Regions from separate parts of the Homo sapiens genome. Here region 2 is linked to region 1. Evidence: chromatin loops called from intact Hi-C (ENCODE). Cell type or tissue: mammary epithelial cell. All regions are shown on one strand.

Region 1 (8,000 bases):
TTTTTATAACTTACTTCCTTAGCTTTTTAGCACAAATATAATAGATCAGAGAGGCCAAATTTGAACTATAAACTAGAGGCTGTGGTGAATTAAATATATTTGCTTTGTTCTGCAGATGTTAAACACAATTCCCACAAAATTTGAAAGGTGGAGTTAATTCTGACTTCGATGAATCTAATGAGCATCTGTTCTGATTTTTCTAACCATTGATCTTATTTTCTTTTAACTTGATACTGTATGGTTTACACAAGTCCATGTGATAATTGCAAATAGCCAAAGGTGAAGTCATTCCAGAACCCCCCAAAACAGTTTTTTTTCTTAAAATGTCAAATGATTCTTTGAAGATATTTAACAATTTAATATGAGTGCAGAATATGTGACACATAAATACATTTACATTTATTTCTATAAATGTGTCTACACATAAATACATAACTAACTAAAGATTGAGATATTTCTTTCTATAAAAGAAAGATGTTTCTTTAACAAGGATATAGAAAATTATGAAATTCCATGTTATGAGATGAATTGTCTTCTTCCAAAATTCATATATTAAAGTCCTAACCCAGCGTACTTCATAATAAGACCACATTTGGAAATAGGGTCTTAAAGAGGTAATTAATTTAAAATGAGGTCATTAAGATGGGCCCTAATTCAATATGACTGGTGCTCTTACATGAAGAGGAAGTCTTGACACAGCCACATGTACAGAGGGAAGACCACATGAAGACAAAGGAAGAAGACAACCATCTACAAGCCAAGGAGAGCAGCCTCAGATGAAACCAGCCCTGACGATACCTTGATCTCCGACTTCTCACCTCCAACATTCTGAGACAATCAACTGCTATGGCATAAGCCCCTCAGACTAAGGTACTTTGTTACGGCAGCCCTAGCAAATCAACATGCTCCATAACCTAAAATTATGCCAAGAGGTACAAAACACAATTAAGGTTATTTGTTCTGCAGATGTTGAACAAAATCTGCACAATAGATATTTTATACTATATTAATAGATTGTAGGTTTTCAAATTAGGTTACATAGTGATATTTTGGAGTTCTGCAAATGCCTTAATTTAAATTTTACTCTAGGCTATATTTTAAATGTTTTAAAAATATATGTAAACATTCAAATATATTGGATATCAAAATTCAGTCCATTGCAGGCTTTCATTTCACTAACTTGCACTGCCCTGTTATACCATCATTGTGTAGATCTCAGAACAATGCTTCTCCTAATATCACTGTGTGTATATTTTAATTATCTGAAAATATCATCAGAACTACTGCAGTTTTGCAATAGTATTTTTAAAAATAGCATCCTGCCTAAAATGTCTATGTTTGGTAGTAATTCTTTAACTTTATCCCATTAAATAAAGATTAATGGATTATCAAAATAAATTACATATCTTTATAAGAAAACCTGGAAAAGCAGTAGGAAGAAACATTCCCATAACCTTGCCTATAAGTGATATTAGTGATTTTCTCTGTAATTTCTTGTTTGACAATTTTGTTTTTGTTTTGAGACAGAGTCTCACTCTGTCGCCCAGGCTGGAGTGCAGTGGCACAACCTCGGCTCATTGCAACCTCCGCCTCTCGGGTTCAAGTGAGTCTCCTGCCTCAGCCTCCCTAGTAGCTGGGATTACAGGTGCATGCCACCATGCTCGGCCAATTTTTGTATTTTAGTAGAGATGGGGTTTCACTATGTTGGCCAGGCTGATCTTGAACTCCTGACCTCAAGTGATCTGCCTGCCTCAGCCTCCCAAAGTGCTGGAATTACAAGCATGAGCCACGACACCCAGCGACAATTTTTTTTTATCGTTAGAGTATTAAGACATGCATATACTGATAATTAAAACTAAAAATATATAATTTCTGGGAGTAAAGTTAATATGTAATATGCTTATTAAGAAACATTCTGAAAATGTAGAAAGTAGCAAAGGAGAGAATAAAAATAACTTAGAATTATAAACACCCACATGTAAATGCAGTCCTGCATGTATATTTGCTTATTACATAAAGTTATGGGCATGCTCTTTCTGTGCAGATTGTTGAGGAGATGTATGCCACACACAAATAAATCTCAAATAAGGCTCTGGTGTGTGTGTTCAGTGCATGCCCTTACATATAATAATCAATTATATAAAAAGAAGAGACTACCATGACATGCTGAGTCATGGTGACATCATGTTAAAGACAGCTTTGGCACATAATGTAAGCTCCCTGTGTGATTTATGTATGTAGCATAAGAAAAGTAAGCAGTTGATACGTATTATTAGCAGTTAAATTTTCAAACAAAAATGTCCTAGTAATCCTCTTTCAAATGTTTATATCAGTTTAATTAAAGACAACCTTAAGGTTGCAAGGGAAGCTGCTTTAAAAAAACTGACACTATTTGCATCTCAAGATTTCCTCAATACAAACAATAACCGGATGTTGATGCAAATTTGCAGTAATTATCTACAAGCTTTGTGTCAGTGTTTTTGTTCTTAATGTATAGTCCCATGACTATCCTTAACTGACTTTATAGTAAGGAAATATTTTACACTAGTTAAACACTGGTTTCATCCTATCATTTCAACCTAAGATTTAATTTTTTAAAAAAAATGTGAAAACCACTGATGTAGAGGAACAAGTAAAGGAACTAGGATCTTTAGTCTAGAGAAGAAAAAGTTAAAGGGGAACATGTAAGCGGCCTTCATATATCTGAAAGAGAAGTTTGCTTCAGAAAGTAGGAGAGTGAATTGATGACGGTGCAGAGGGACAAATCTTAGCACAATACAATCTAAGGAAGAACTTTGTCATGATTACTCCTTTCTGCAAGTAAAGGGTTGCCTTGTGGGCTCCCAAGAACCCCATCATGGGAGATATTCAAGTAAAGTTTGGGTCTTTAAGGAGACTGTACGAGAGTCCTCCTTGGGAAAATCATTAGCTCCAATTCAGAGCTCAGAATTTCTTTCTGCTCTTAGAGAAGAAAGAAAGCCTGTTGGCCCTCTCTTTTAGGGATTTAAAAGAAAACCTGTAAATTTTCTGTACTCTTAATCATGTAAACCAGAAGATTAAAGTCACAGATAGCCAGAATGCTCCACCTGATACAGCAGAGTTCTATGGCACAGAGCAACTTTATAAAAGCTCTCTCCTTAGATGGGGATAAAGTGGTGCTTGGAAACACTAAGCTTCAGAAATTGGGGTTTGCAAGTAGGAAAAACAAGAGAAGGGATTCAAGAAATTACAACCTGAAGGGGGAAATAATAATTTTGAGTTGACTTACATAAGAACACTTTACATGCTCAGGCTTATACAACTAAAAAGGGAAGCAGGGAAGCCCTGTCAATGAGGATGCTCCCAAGCCTACCCTAATATTAATGGCTTATTCAAGCTCTTGAATATTTACTTTGGGAAAAAGCTGAGGCATGCCCATTGCAAACTGTGACTTACTGTTGAAGTCATCCATGACAGGCAATATAACATGATCATTAGCAGTGTACCCTCTGAAGCCTGACTTCCTGGATTCAGAGCCTGGTCCTACCTAGAAAGAGACCAACTCATCCCAGTTCGCCAAGGACTTAGCCAGTCTTAACTCTGGAAGTTTCATATTTTGAGAGCCCTCTCCAGCCTCAAGTAAACTAGAGGAGTTCACTGTGGTAGCTCTACAACTGGCCAGTTGGGAGAACTTGTATAAGGTCCCTAAATTCTGTGGGAGCAATAAATATACCTACCTCATAGAGTGGCTCTGAGGATAAAATGAGTTATAAATATAAATTGTGTAGAACATGGTCACTCAGTAAACAGGAGTGGTTTTTAGTATCTGTGATCTGTTCAGCCAGCAATGTGACCTTAAGTAACATGAAAGTTCTAGTGTGTGTTTACATGCAACTATTTAAAACAAGCCCCCTCCCTGTTTTCATCATGGTCCTACTAATAGCCCAATTACTAGCCATTAAAAAAAAAAGGATGCTCTCCATCATTTAAATCCATAGACTTAAATCCGCATATAAACTTCATGTACATTGCTTAAATCCACTGATCAGAAGACTATATCCAGGAATTTCAGGAAAGTGCTTCATCTGTAGAAGATACAATGGGTCTCAGAATCACCTGAAACAGCCCTGAGTAGGATGTTGGAGGATGGGGAAAAGGGAGCAGAAATGATAGATTATTCAGCAGGATGAATCAGAATGATGACACAGATCCATGCAAATGCTAACAGCAGAGACACACTAAGTAAAAGGCCTGGGAATAATGCAGTGATCGGTTTCATCATTTATACCACGTTTGATATTCAACATGAAAAGAAAAAATATAAAATGTAGAGTATTTACACCTAACTACCACTGGGCAAGGACATTCCTTTACCACCTAAAAAGTACCTTCATCATATATGGGGGAGAGACCGACAGTGGGAGACCACACCTTGCCAGAATCATCAAGGGTATCTCATTTGCTTTGAAGTGACACCACCAGACCCACAGCCACCATGCCACTATTTCTACTTTAACTAAAGTGGGCTGGATGATCTTTGAATGTCCTCAGGGGAAAAAAAAAGTGGGGGAGAGAGTTTGCTGATTCAGAGCTTAAAAAGTTAGTAACAGTCACTAAAATAAAGCAGGTTAGGACAGGTTGCTGAAGACCCAAATATGTGTGGACAAGATCCCATAAAGCACATTTCCTGGAGGCCTGGATCCTGCTTCCTGCCTTCTAAGCAGCTGGTGTGGGGTGTGTGGGGCAGGGGTGTTATGTTCCCAAGCATCCCCCTACCACCAATCCTTCTCAGACAGGAAGTTTGCAAGTTGCTAGGCTTTGAAAGTATTGTTCCTTGAGATGATCCAGAGGTAACAGACCACATCAATTTTGTTCTTTCACGGAGTAGTTCTATTTATTCACCCTGGAGATGGGTTTAGACAAAAGAAAACCTTAGTCAACTGGAGCCTGACTTACCACAACCATCAATTAACATTTTTGCTTTTCATTTAGCTTCCACGAGAAATGAAGTGAATCACAAGAAAGTCATTTGACATTAGGGATTCATCTTTTTAACCAACCAGTTCCCAGGTCTAACCAGGTATTCGCAAGTATTCTTTTCTGACTCATCTTGTTTATCTTCTATATTTATTATCAAGTTAAAAATGTGAATTTATGCTCAGATCAGTGATCCTGTAGCATAAAGTGGTGTGAAATATCCAGAATGATTTCTACTAAAAGGTTTTTACTTACCTTGCAATCAAAGAGTGTACTAGCCTTTCAGAATAGGGAGGAAACTTAGAGATAGCATGTGTGCTTCTCACCTGGTTCATGCCCCTTCACTCTCCAGGGTGTCCTGGTTTGAACAACAAATTATTTGCTCACCACACAGACCATCTATCTCAGTGCTTTTAAGACAATGTTAGCCGCAAAATCCTTTTTTCAAACTAAATCCTACACAGCGCTCTAATATATAGACAGGGTGACTGGACATCCCAGTTTGACCAGAACAACAGAGGGGTTTTAGAATTAAGGACTTTAAGGCAAGAATTGGGACAGTCCCTGGTAAAACAGGTAGGTCAGTCACCCAGTTACAGACTACACAAAAGCTCTGTTTTGTCAGTGTAATTATATTTTGTAAATACAAATTCATAATACTCATTTATTATTAACTCAATCAATGAAAAAATAAGGCCGTTTTAATAACCACAAAAAAGAATGATATTGAGAATGAGGGTAGCATTCTTATATAAGCCTCAGCATCCAGCTAGTTTTTTAACTCATTTTGGTTTCATAGTACTGGGGAAATTGATTCACATGAAGTAGTCATGAATGATAGCTTGTTGCTGATATTTTAGCAGTCCCCTTTATAAGCTCAGAATTCTTTCTAATTAGACCAACCAAGAGGCTTATAAGAGGAAAAGCAGGCTGGGCACGGTGGCTCACGCCTGTAATCTCAGCACTTTGGGAGGCCAAGGCAGGCGAATCACGAGGTCAGGAGATTGAGACCATCCTGGCCAACATGGTAAAATCCCGTCTCTACTAAAAATACAAAAATTAGCCAGGCGTGGTGGCGTGTGCCTGTAGTCCCAGCTACTCAGGAGGCTGAGGCAGGAGAATCGCTTGAAGCGGGAGGCAGAGGTTGCAGTGAGCCGAGATCATGCCACTGCACTCCAGCCTGGTGACAGAGTGAGACTCCATCTCAAAAAAAAAAAAAAAAAAAAAAAGCAGGCTGTTTTCACGTCAAATCACTAACCATATCTAACATATTCTTTATGACAAATGCAAAAGTCATATAAGAAGCATCAAAATTTATGAAGGGCATAAAAACTCTCTATTATATGACATACATATGTGTATGTGGTATGTGACATGCTAGTGGCCCACTTTTTATTGCTCAACTCTCCCAACATCAGATATTAAAGCACCTGAGCCTGTCTGGCTTTCTTGCCGTTTAATTAAGGCTCTCACATCTGTTCTACAATAGTGTAGTGTCCTGTACAATTCTGCACTGGGGATACATGTGTAGGCCTGAATTGTAAGAAACACCAGCACTCTTAATCAATATTAATACATTTGCAAGAAAATGTGGCAGAAGAAACTTTGTCCCATGTCTATACAAAGCAAAGTTAAACAGGTAGCACAAATTGAAAAGTTGTCAGTGTGTTGCATGTTGACATGTAGCATATCTTTGCTTGTTATTTTTAATAATCAACACACTTTAAAATGATATTCCAATTATGTCTTTGCAGAACTGGGTTTCAGAAAGTGCAAAAGTAGTGACGATAGGGAACACTTCTCTTTTTTTTCTTGAGACGGAGTCTCGCTCTGTCGCCCGGGCTGGAGAGCAGTGGCGCGATCTCAGCTCACTGCAAGCTCCGCCTCCTGGGTTCAGGCCATTCTCCTGCCTCAGCCTCCCGAGTAGCTGGGACTACAGGCAAGTGCCACCATGCCTGGCTAATTTTTTGTATTTTTAGTAGAGATGGGGTTTCACTGTGTTAGCCAGGATGGTCTCCATCTCCTGACCTCGTGATCTGCCCGCCTTGGTCTCCCAAAGTGCTGGGATTACAGGAGTGAGCCACCGCGCCTGGCCAACACTTCTCTTTTTTATTATTTTTTATTTTAAGTTCAGAGGTACATGTGGAGGATGTGCCAGTTTGTTACATAGTTAAATGTGTGCCATGGTGGTTTGCAGCACAAATCATCCCATCACCTAGGTATTAAGCCCAGCATCCATTAGCTATTCTTTTTGATGCTCTCCCTCCTCCCCAAAGTCCACCCTCTGACAGGCCCCAGTGGGTGTTTTCCCCACCATGTGTCCATGTGTTCTCATCATTCAGCTTTCACTTATAAATGAGAACATGCAACATCTGGTTTTCTATTCCTGCGTTAGTTTGCTGAGGATAGTGGCCTTAGCTTCATCCATGTCCCTGCAAAGGACATGATCTCGTTCCTTTTTATGCCTGCATGGTATTCCACAGTGTATAAGTACCACATTTTCTTTATCCAGTCTACCATTGATGGGCATTTAGGTTGACTCCATGTCTTTGCTATTGTGAATAATGCTGCAATGAACATACACATGCATAATGAATAAGTTTCGTAAAATAATAATTTATATTCCTTTGGGCACATACCTAGTAATGGGATTGCTGGGTCAAATGGTATTTCTGCCTCCGGGTCTTTGAGGAATTGCCACATTGTCTTCCACAGTGGTTGAACTAATTCACACTCCCACCAACAGGAACGCTTCTTTGTGTAGCATTTATTGGATGTCAGGCTCTAAATATTAACTCATTTAGTCCTCACAACAATCTATGAGATAGGTTTTAAATCTATTCAATCAAAACTGCAGTGCTGGGCTAAGTGATTTGCTGAAGGTCACAAAGCTGTGAAATAACACTGCCAGACTTGAGCTTACACAAGCTGGATCCAGGTCTCTGTTCATAGTCACTAAACTTGACACTACACTCACCTCGGTATAAAAACCCTGCTCCAATGTGTTTTATAGACCAGGAAACCTGCTCCTGAAAAGTTATGGG
Region 2 (8,000 bases), 81 kb before region 1:
GCCAGCCTCGGCCTCCCAAAGTGCTGGGATTATAGGCATGAGCCACCATGGCTGACCTGATATTATTTTATTTTAAAAATGAATAATGTAGTCAACGGCCACAAAAGAGCATACAGTAAATACAAGTCTCTCTCATTGCCTTGTCCGTCAAACACAACAGGCACAACTGGTAGCAATTTGTTGTTATTCTTCCAGAAAGATGGTATGCCTGTAAAAGCATAAATGTATAAAACAAATAATAGGATACTATACACTCTGTGAAGCGCTTTGCTTTTTCACCTCATTAAATTTAAAAAAATATGTTGAAACATTTCAAACACACAAATGAGAACATACTGCTTCATATTACCAGGCAGGCTGTGGACACAGCTCCACAGGATACCCTTCACATTGACTATGATGTGAATAGTTCTGTCTGAGGTAGGGCAGCCCTCTGCTGAAAATAGCAAAACATGAATCCCCTTGCATCTATTCACCACCCAGCTGTATGAAAGCAAAAGAAAATGCCAATGTTTGCTCCAGTTTTTTGAAAACTTAACAGATACGGTTGAGATTGTTTGAGTATTCCTTCCTGATTTCATTATTGTCTTGCCATCCCACCATAGTCATAGATTTAGTGTTTTATAAGACCCATGGATAATTTATATATTTACTAGACACATATATCTATCAATGTAGATAGTACTACATAATGTGCCTATATTTGCTGGTATCAAAAGTTTACATAAATAGTATATTACTGAATGTATCATTCCACAACTTGCTTTTTCAGTCATCTTACTTCTTTGATATTCATCTTCACACAAGCATCTCTAGTGCACATTTTAAATGCTATATAGAATTCCACTATATGACTATATCACAATTTCCTAATCTATATCTTATTAAATGACATTTCTGTTTTTAAATATTTTTCATTAGAAACCATGCTGCAATAAACATTGTTACACCAATTTCCTTCTGCACATATGAACTTTTCCTAAAGTTCTAAATCTAGAAGTAGAATTGCTAAGTTGGAGAGTATGAACATCATCAACTTTATGATATTTCAAATTGCTCTCCAAAGTAGTGGTACCAATTCACATGCTTACTAGCAGTATATGAGAGCTATTGTTACTCTAAACCATAACAACTCTTGATACTGTTAGAATTTAAATTTTGCCAAGTGGAGATGATGTCTAACTGTTCTTTTTCATCTTCCTAATTATTAGTAGGGTGAGGATCTTTCCATATGTTTATTATTCATTTACTTATCTCTTGAATTGCCTGTTCACATTTTGCTTATTCTTTAGCATTTATATGAGTTGTGAATCTCTTTTCAAAGGATATGGTTTATTTTTTCACTTTATGTTTTGTATCTTTGTTGAACGCAAGAGTTTAAAAAAAATCTTGGTGTCATCAAATTTACCAACATTTTGCTCTACTTTTTGTGTCTTGTCTAAGAAATTTTTCCACATATAAACGTTATGAAGATAGTCCATATATTTTTTTTGTTTTACCAAAAGCTGTTTTAACATTTAGATCTTTAATCCATCTGGAATTTATTTTTGTATATGGTGTGAGAATGGGATCCAATTTTATTTTATTTCTTCCATATGGTTAAGCAATTGTTCTAGTACCATTTATTGACTAGTCCTGCCTTTCCTCACAGACTTATAGTGCCACGTTGGTCATATTTCAAGTTTGCACATATGCAAGTATCTGTTTCTGGGCTTTCTATTATGTTCCTTTGGTTTATTTGACTCTTCCTGTGCCAATACCACACTGTCTGCTTTTCCATAGCTCTATAAATTCTTGATGTATTTGGTCAGGCCAATTTCACCCTGCCCCCAGCTTATTCTTCTTCAGATTTTTTGACTCTTCCTGATTCTTTGTGCTTCCATATTAATTTTAGGATTCACTTGTCAAGTTCCATAAAGTCTCTTTTGAATTTTGGTTAAAATGTTATTAAGTTTCTAGAATATTGTGGGGGAGGGGACTAACATATTTACAATTCATGAATGTAGAAGTGTATCTCTGTATCTAATTATTTTTGTTCTTCAAAAACATTTTATTTTCCCCATAGACATCTTAACCATCATATATTAGGTCTATCCTTAGGTATTTTATAGGTTTTTTTCTATTTGATTTTGTAGCTTGTTATTATTGTTTTGTTGAAATGACAATCATTTTGGTATGTTGACTTGAGTCTAATAAACTTCCGAAGCTTTCTTATTCATTCCAGTAGTTGAAAAGCACTTGGATTTTCTTTGTTTCAAATAACATTGTTTAAAATGAGAACAATTTTATTGCTTCTCTTTCAAATCTTACATCACTTAATCCCTTTCTTCTTGAATTGCGTTAGATGAGAGCTTCAACATACTACTGACCACAAGTAGTTATAGTAGTATCCTTTTCTTGCTGCTAGGAACACTTAAAATTTCACATTTAAAGGGTGATATCTCTAGGTTTTCTCATAGATATTCTTTCTTAGGTACTCTTCCTATTTTGACTGAGCCACACGGTATCAAGACATTTTGGTCAAACATTTTCCTGGGTGTGTCTATGAGGGTGTTTCTGCATGCAACTGATATATTTGGATTAGTAGACTGAGTAAAGCTGATTGCCCTCACTAATGTGAATGGGCCCCATCTCATCAGCTGAAGGCCCAAATAGAACAAAAAGGCTAACCGTCCGCAAGTAAGAGGTCACTCCTCCTGCCTGACTGCTTTCAAACTGGGACATCAGTGTTTTTCTGCCTTGGGACTCAAATTAAAACATTGGCTCTTCCCAGGTCTTAAGCCAGCAGCCTTCAGACTGGAATTACACCATCAGTTTTCCTGAGTCTCCAGCTTGCCAACTGCAGATCTTGGGACTTGTCAGGCTCCGTAATCGCATGAGCCAATTCCTTATAATAAACCTATCTCTCTCTCTCTCTTTCTGTCTCTCTCATTGGTTCTCTTTCTCTGGATAGCCCTAACTAATATATTTGCAAACGTATCATATCCACAAATCAATTCAATCATTCTTACCACTGCAACTACCCTAGTACAAGCCGCCAAGTAATTTCATCTGAGATACTGCCATTCCCTCTTACCTAGTCTCATCTTCATGAGATTCATATCAATTATATTCACCCTAGTATAGATTATTATCTATATATTAGCCAGAGAGGTTATTTAAAAGACAAATCAGGAAGGGCACAGTGGCTCACACCTGTAAACCCAATATTTTGGGCAGCTGGTGGGGGAGGATAGCTTGAGTCCAGGAGTTCGGGGCCAGCCTAGGCAATATAGTGAGACATCGTCTCTACAAAAAAATAAACTTAGCCGGGTGTGATGGCGTGCACCTGTAATCCCAGCTACTCAGAAGGCTGAGGTGGGAGGATGCTTGAGCCCAGGAAGTTGAGGCTTCCGTGATCCAAGACTGTACCACTGCACTCCAGCCTGGGCAACAGAACAAGACCCTGTCTCAAACAAACAAAAGCAACACATACACAAACCAGATCATGTCACTCCTCTTCTGAAAACCCTCCAAAGTTTTCCCATCACATTTAGAATAAAATCCAAAGTCCTTACTTTGGGATACAAAATCCCACATGATCTGAGTTCTAGCAATCTCTCCCATCTCATCTCTTTTCTCTTGCTCAACCCTGCCATCCACATCACTGCTCCTCATGCCTGCCAAGCAGGCTTCTAAATGTTCTTCCTTGATCCTTGATCCAAGCAAAATCTTGTCTTGTCGTTACTGCACTCACATTTCTCTCTGCCTGATGTGCTCTCTCACTGAAAATATGTGTGTCTCACTCCCTCACTTCAGCCAGGTGTCTGCTCAGAGTAGCATGCTTCATCACATTCTATCTTATTACTTGGTTTTGTTGCTCTTTGGAGCAGTTATTGCCTCATGACATTATACAGTTTTTCTGTTTATTTGATTATTTTCTGATTCACCCACTTGAATACAAAGTCCATGAGTCAGAGAATTTTTCCATTTATTTAGATGTTATATCCCCAATGCCCGAGGTAATGCCTAACACATAGTAGGCACTAAATCAGTGTTTGTTAAATAAATAAATGCATCAATTTTATTATTTTTTCTGCATTTTCCTGCATCTATGATTTGATTATGTGCTAATATGGTTGATAGGTTTTCTGACATTAAAACAGCTTTACATTCTTAGAACAAATACTACTAGAATATGATGTGTATTTTTAATACATAAAAGAACTCAATTTGTTAATATTTTATTTTAAATTTTTGATTTTATATTCACATAAGAATTATGCTACAGTTTTCTTTTTATCGTGTCCTTACCTAGTTTGAGTGTCAACGTGTCAACAGCATATTAGCCTCACAAATTAAGCCAACCAGCTTTTCTTCTTCTTTTTTTTTTTTTGAGACGGAGTTCAACCTCCACCTCCCAGGTTCAAGTGATTCTCCTGCCTCAGCCTCCCGAGTAGCTGGGATTACAGGAATGAGCCACCATGCCTGGCTAATTTTGTATTTTTAGTAGAGATGGGGTTTCCCCATATTGGTCAGGCTGATCTCGAACTCCTGACTTCAGGTGATCTGCCTGCCTCAGCCTCCCAAAGTGCTGGGATTACAGGCATGGGCCACTGTGCCCGGCCGCTTTTCTTCTTTTTTTAAAATCTGAAATGTAATTATTATAAAAGAGCAGATTTTTATCTTTAGAAAGTTTGATAAAACACACATGTAGGCTGTCTTGGCTTACTGTTTGGGGGCAGAAGACTCCTAACAATTTAATTTATTTCATAGTTATTGGTTTATTAATGTTTTCTATTTTTTCTCCAGTCAATTTTGGTAACTTCTATTTTCCTAGGAAATTATCATTTCATCTAAATTTTCTATTGGCACAGTATGTTCCTATTATTTGTAATATCTGTAATATCTATATTTGTTTCCTTTTATTACCAATTACTTGTCCTTTTTATTTTCAGGAAGCTTTCATCAAAGCTCCAGCTTTTAGCTTTATTATTTCTCTCTATTGTTTATTTTCTACTTATTAATTTATGTTCTTTGTTATTTCCTTAGAGTAGATATATGTTTTTGTTTTCTTTGTTATTATTTTTCTAACTTTCTGAGTTTAACACTTAACTGATTTATTTTAAGTCTTTTCATTAATTCTGTTAAAGGTTCTATTTTTGCCATCATGTACTTTGCTGTATCCCTCAGTATTATTTTCATTGTTATTTATATTTAAATATTTTCCTAAAGCATAAAATATGTTTTAAAGTCCAAACATATATGGATTCTTTAAAACCACTGTTCAATGTTGATTTCTTATTTATTAGGTTGGTGCAAAGGTAATTGCGGTTTCTGCCATTACTTTCAGTGGCAAAAGTAATGGCGGTTTTTGCCATTACTTTCAATGGCAAAAACCACAATTAGCATTGTGGTCACAGAATGTGGTCTGTATAACACTAATATCTTATAATTTATTGAGAAGTTCTTGGTGACCTAGAACATGATCAATTTTTCAAAATTAATATTTCATATGTACTTGAAAAGAATGTATATTTTTATTTGGGGGGTATAGAGCTACATAAATTTCTTCAGCTGAAGCAACTCTAACCCTTTTATATTTTGTCTGTTGAATATCATTTTAAATTATGTTGTTAACTATATAGAAGTTCATAACATACATTCTTCATGGATCATTACTTTCATTACTATGTGATGTAAGTCTTCCTTTCTATTAGTACTTTTTGCTATAAATTCTATCTAGCCTGATACTAATATTAATACAGCAGCTGTCTTTTGTTTAATAATTGCATGCTGTATATTTTACAATATCTTCAACTCATCTCATTAAGAAGCTACGAGACTTGTCTCATATGGCTAATGCACAGACACACTAAGATTTGACCCCAGGCAATCTTACACAGGTCACATTCAACTCCTAAACTATGCCATCTCCTGGAATGGGCTTCTAATCTGGGATTCCAGTAGGCCCATAACTTCTGTCATTTTCATTCTATTGAATTTCTTTTTCACAGAGATGTTTATCCTGTGTTTGATACTTTCTATGTCTTTTTGTTTGTCTCATTATTTTTTATGTATCATTGCCATGTACTTCTTGAACTGTTCTATACAGACTTTGCTTAATATTTCTGGAGATTGCTTCATAACATTACATACAGAGCTGCCTCATTATATTTAATGACTGCATAGTATTTCGTTGTATATGTTATAAAATTTATTTAATTAGTCCCATAAAGATGTGCATTCGGGTTATTTTCAATATTTTGCTATTACCAACAACACTGAAATAAATACCCTTGGACATAAGTAGTTTGCAAACATTGGAGTATTTTTGTAGAATAATTTTCTAACAATGAATTGGTAGGCCAAAGATTATAGGCACTTCCTATTTTATAGATATTTCACAATTGTTTTCCATAAGTTATACTCCCAAAAGCAGTGTATAAAAGTTTATATGTCCCACACTTTCTCACCAATTGTATAACTTCAAACTCTTTGATCTTTGTTAATCTGATAAGTTAAAAAAATGGTATATCACTGTTTTTTCATTTCTTATTAGTGAGACTGAGCATGTTTTCCTCAGTCATTTGTCTTTTAACAAGTTTAAGTTTGTCTTTTCTGTTAGTTGCTGGTTTACATTTTCAGTGTTTTAAATATTTAAATCTATACTGACAAATATACTCTCCCTTGCATTTTCTAAGTTTGGGTTTGGCAGTTAAATGGAGCCAATGTACCATTCCAGTACTTTTTTTCCCTCTCTCCATTCAGTTCTTGGTTGACTAAAAATTTTCTTCCAGAGAATTTTCTCCCATTAATAAATAAATTTGGATAGGCATTAAATTCTTAGTTTATACTTTTTAAAAAGATCTTTGAAAGTATTTCTTTTTTCTGTTCTAGTATTCACTCTTTGTATAAACTTATTATCTTTTTGAATGGAAGCCCAAATATTTTTTCTTTATATTTAAAGCCCAGAAACTTTACTAGAATATGTCTCTGTGTTCATTGTTTAAAGTTATTTTTTTAAGGCCCTGCTATGTGCACTCCTTCAATCAACACATCTGAGGCTACTTATACTGCTATAAACTTTTCTTTAATTACATCTTTAAATATTTTTCTTCTTCCACAATTTATGTTCTTGAGGACAACATTCTTTTTAAGTTCGATATTCTGTATATTGGATCTTTCATATCTGTTTTCCACATCTATCATTTCCTTCTTAATTTTTTAAATCTCCTTTTAACTTTCTATTCTATTTTGCTCCCTTTATAATATTCCATACGTCTTACTGTGTTTTTAGTATGTCTGTTCTGTGTGCTGCTTCAAACATGGCCTTTATTTTTATGATGGTTTTATTTTTCCCTTTCACTTCTTTTGAGCTTGCCAGTCCAATTTTCATTGTATTCTGTTGCCTCACCCTATTTTCTACATTCTCGTGTCTATGCTTAGAATTCCTATTTTATAGAAGCATTAACTTCTTAACATTTAAAATTTCATGGTAAGTAACTTGCTCACAGTTTTTAAAGAACTCTGTAGAAATATTTATCTGGTGAGGGTTTATTACCTGCCATTCCTTTTCTTTTTTTTTCCTTATATCATATTTGGATAATTCTATGTAAGTTCTTTAAAAAAAATCACCTCCTATTTGAATGAAGTTACTTCTTCCTGAAGTAGCTCTTTATAGTGTGATACTTTGAGGGAGGTGAGGGCTATATTCTAGACTGGCAGGAATTCTCCTTGGGATACTAGTGTGTGAGTACAGGGTTACTTCTCCCTAGCTAACAGAAGTTGATATTTCAGGGCTTCTCTCAATGCCTGCTTTCCCCTCTAACCTGTTGTACCAGTAGACTGCTTCCTGGTAATATGACTTATCTTTGTGTTTGTATTTCCTCATTCGGCCTTATCTTCCCCTTCTTCTTTTTACCAAACTCGGTCCAGGGAAGCTCTTGCTATTAGACTATACTTCTAACATAAGTAATATTGACCCAGATAAAGAAGAGCTGGGCTTCGCCAGGCTTGAA

The links. Peaks named below come from ENCODE experiments on the same cell type or tissue, not always from the same donor. Only the 100,000 strongest peaks of a DNase experiment are listed, where the experiment ranks them.
Region 2: it touches region 1 in a loop (2.8-fold over the local background); 1 of 110 quality-filtered maps calls a loop at or near these places.

The regions. Positions count from the first base shown.
Region 1 is chr12:28,029,910-28,037,909 of GRCh38, reverse strand. No RefSeq gene overlaps it. Among named protein-coding and RNA genes, the nearest start is that of PTHLH, 61 kb to the right of the region's middle. In mammary epithelial cell, no CTCF peak of the experiment used is centred here; DNase peaks (open chromatin) are centred at 2,179, 4,169, 4,669 and 4,789; H3K27ac peaks cover 4,193 bases.
Region 2 is chr12:28,110,487-28,118,486 of GRCh38, reverse strand. The region is part of intron 1 of LOC105369710 (a long non-coding RNA gene); the gene reads left to right. Among named protein-coding and RNA genes, the nearest start is that of CCDC91, 76 kb to the left of the region's middle. In mammary epithelial cell, no CTCF peak of the experiment used is centred here; a DNase peak (open chromatin) is centred at 3,836.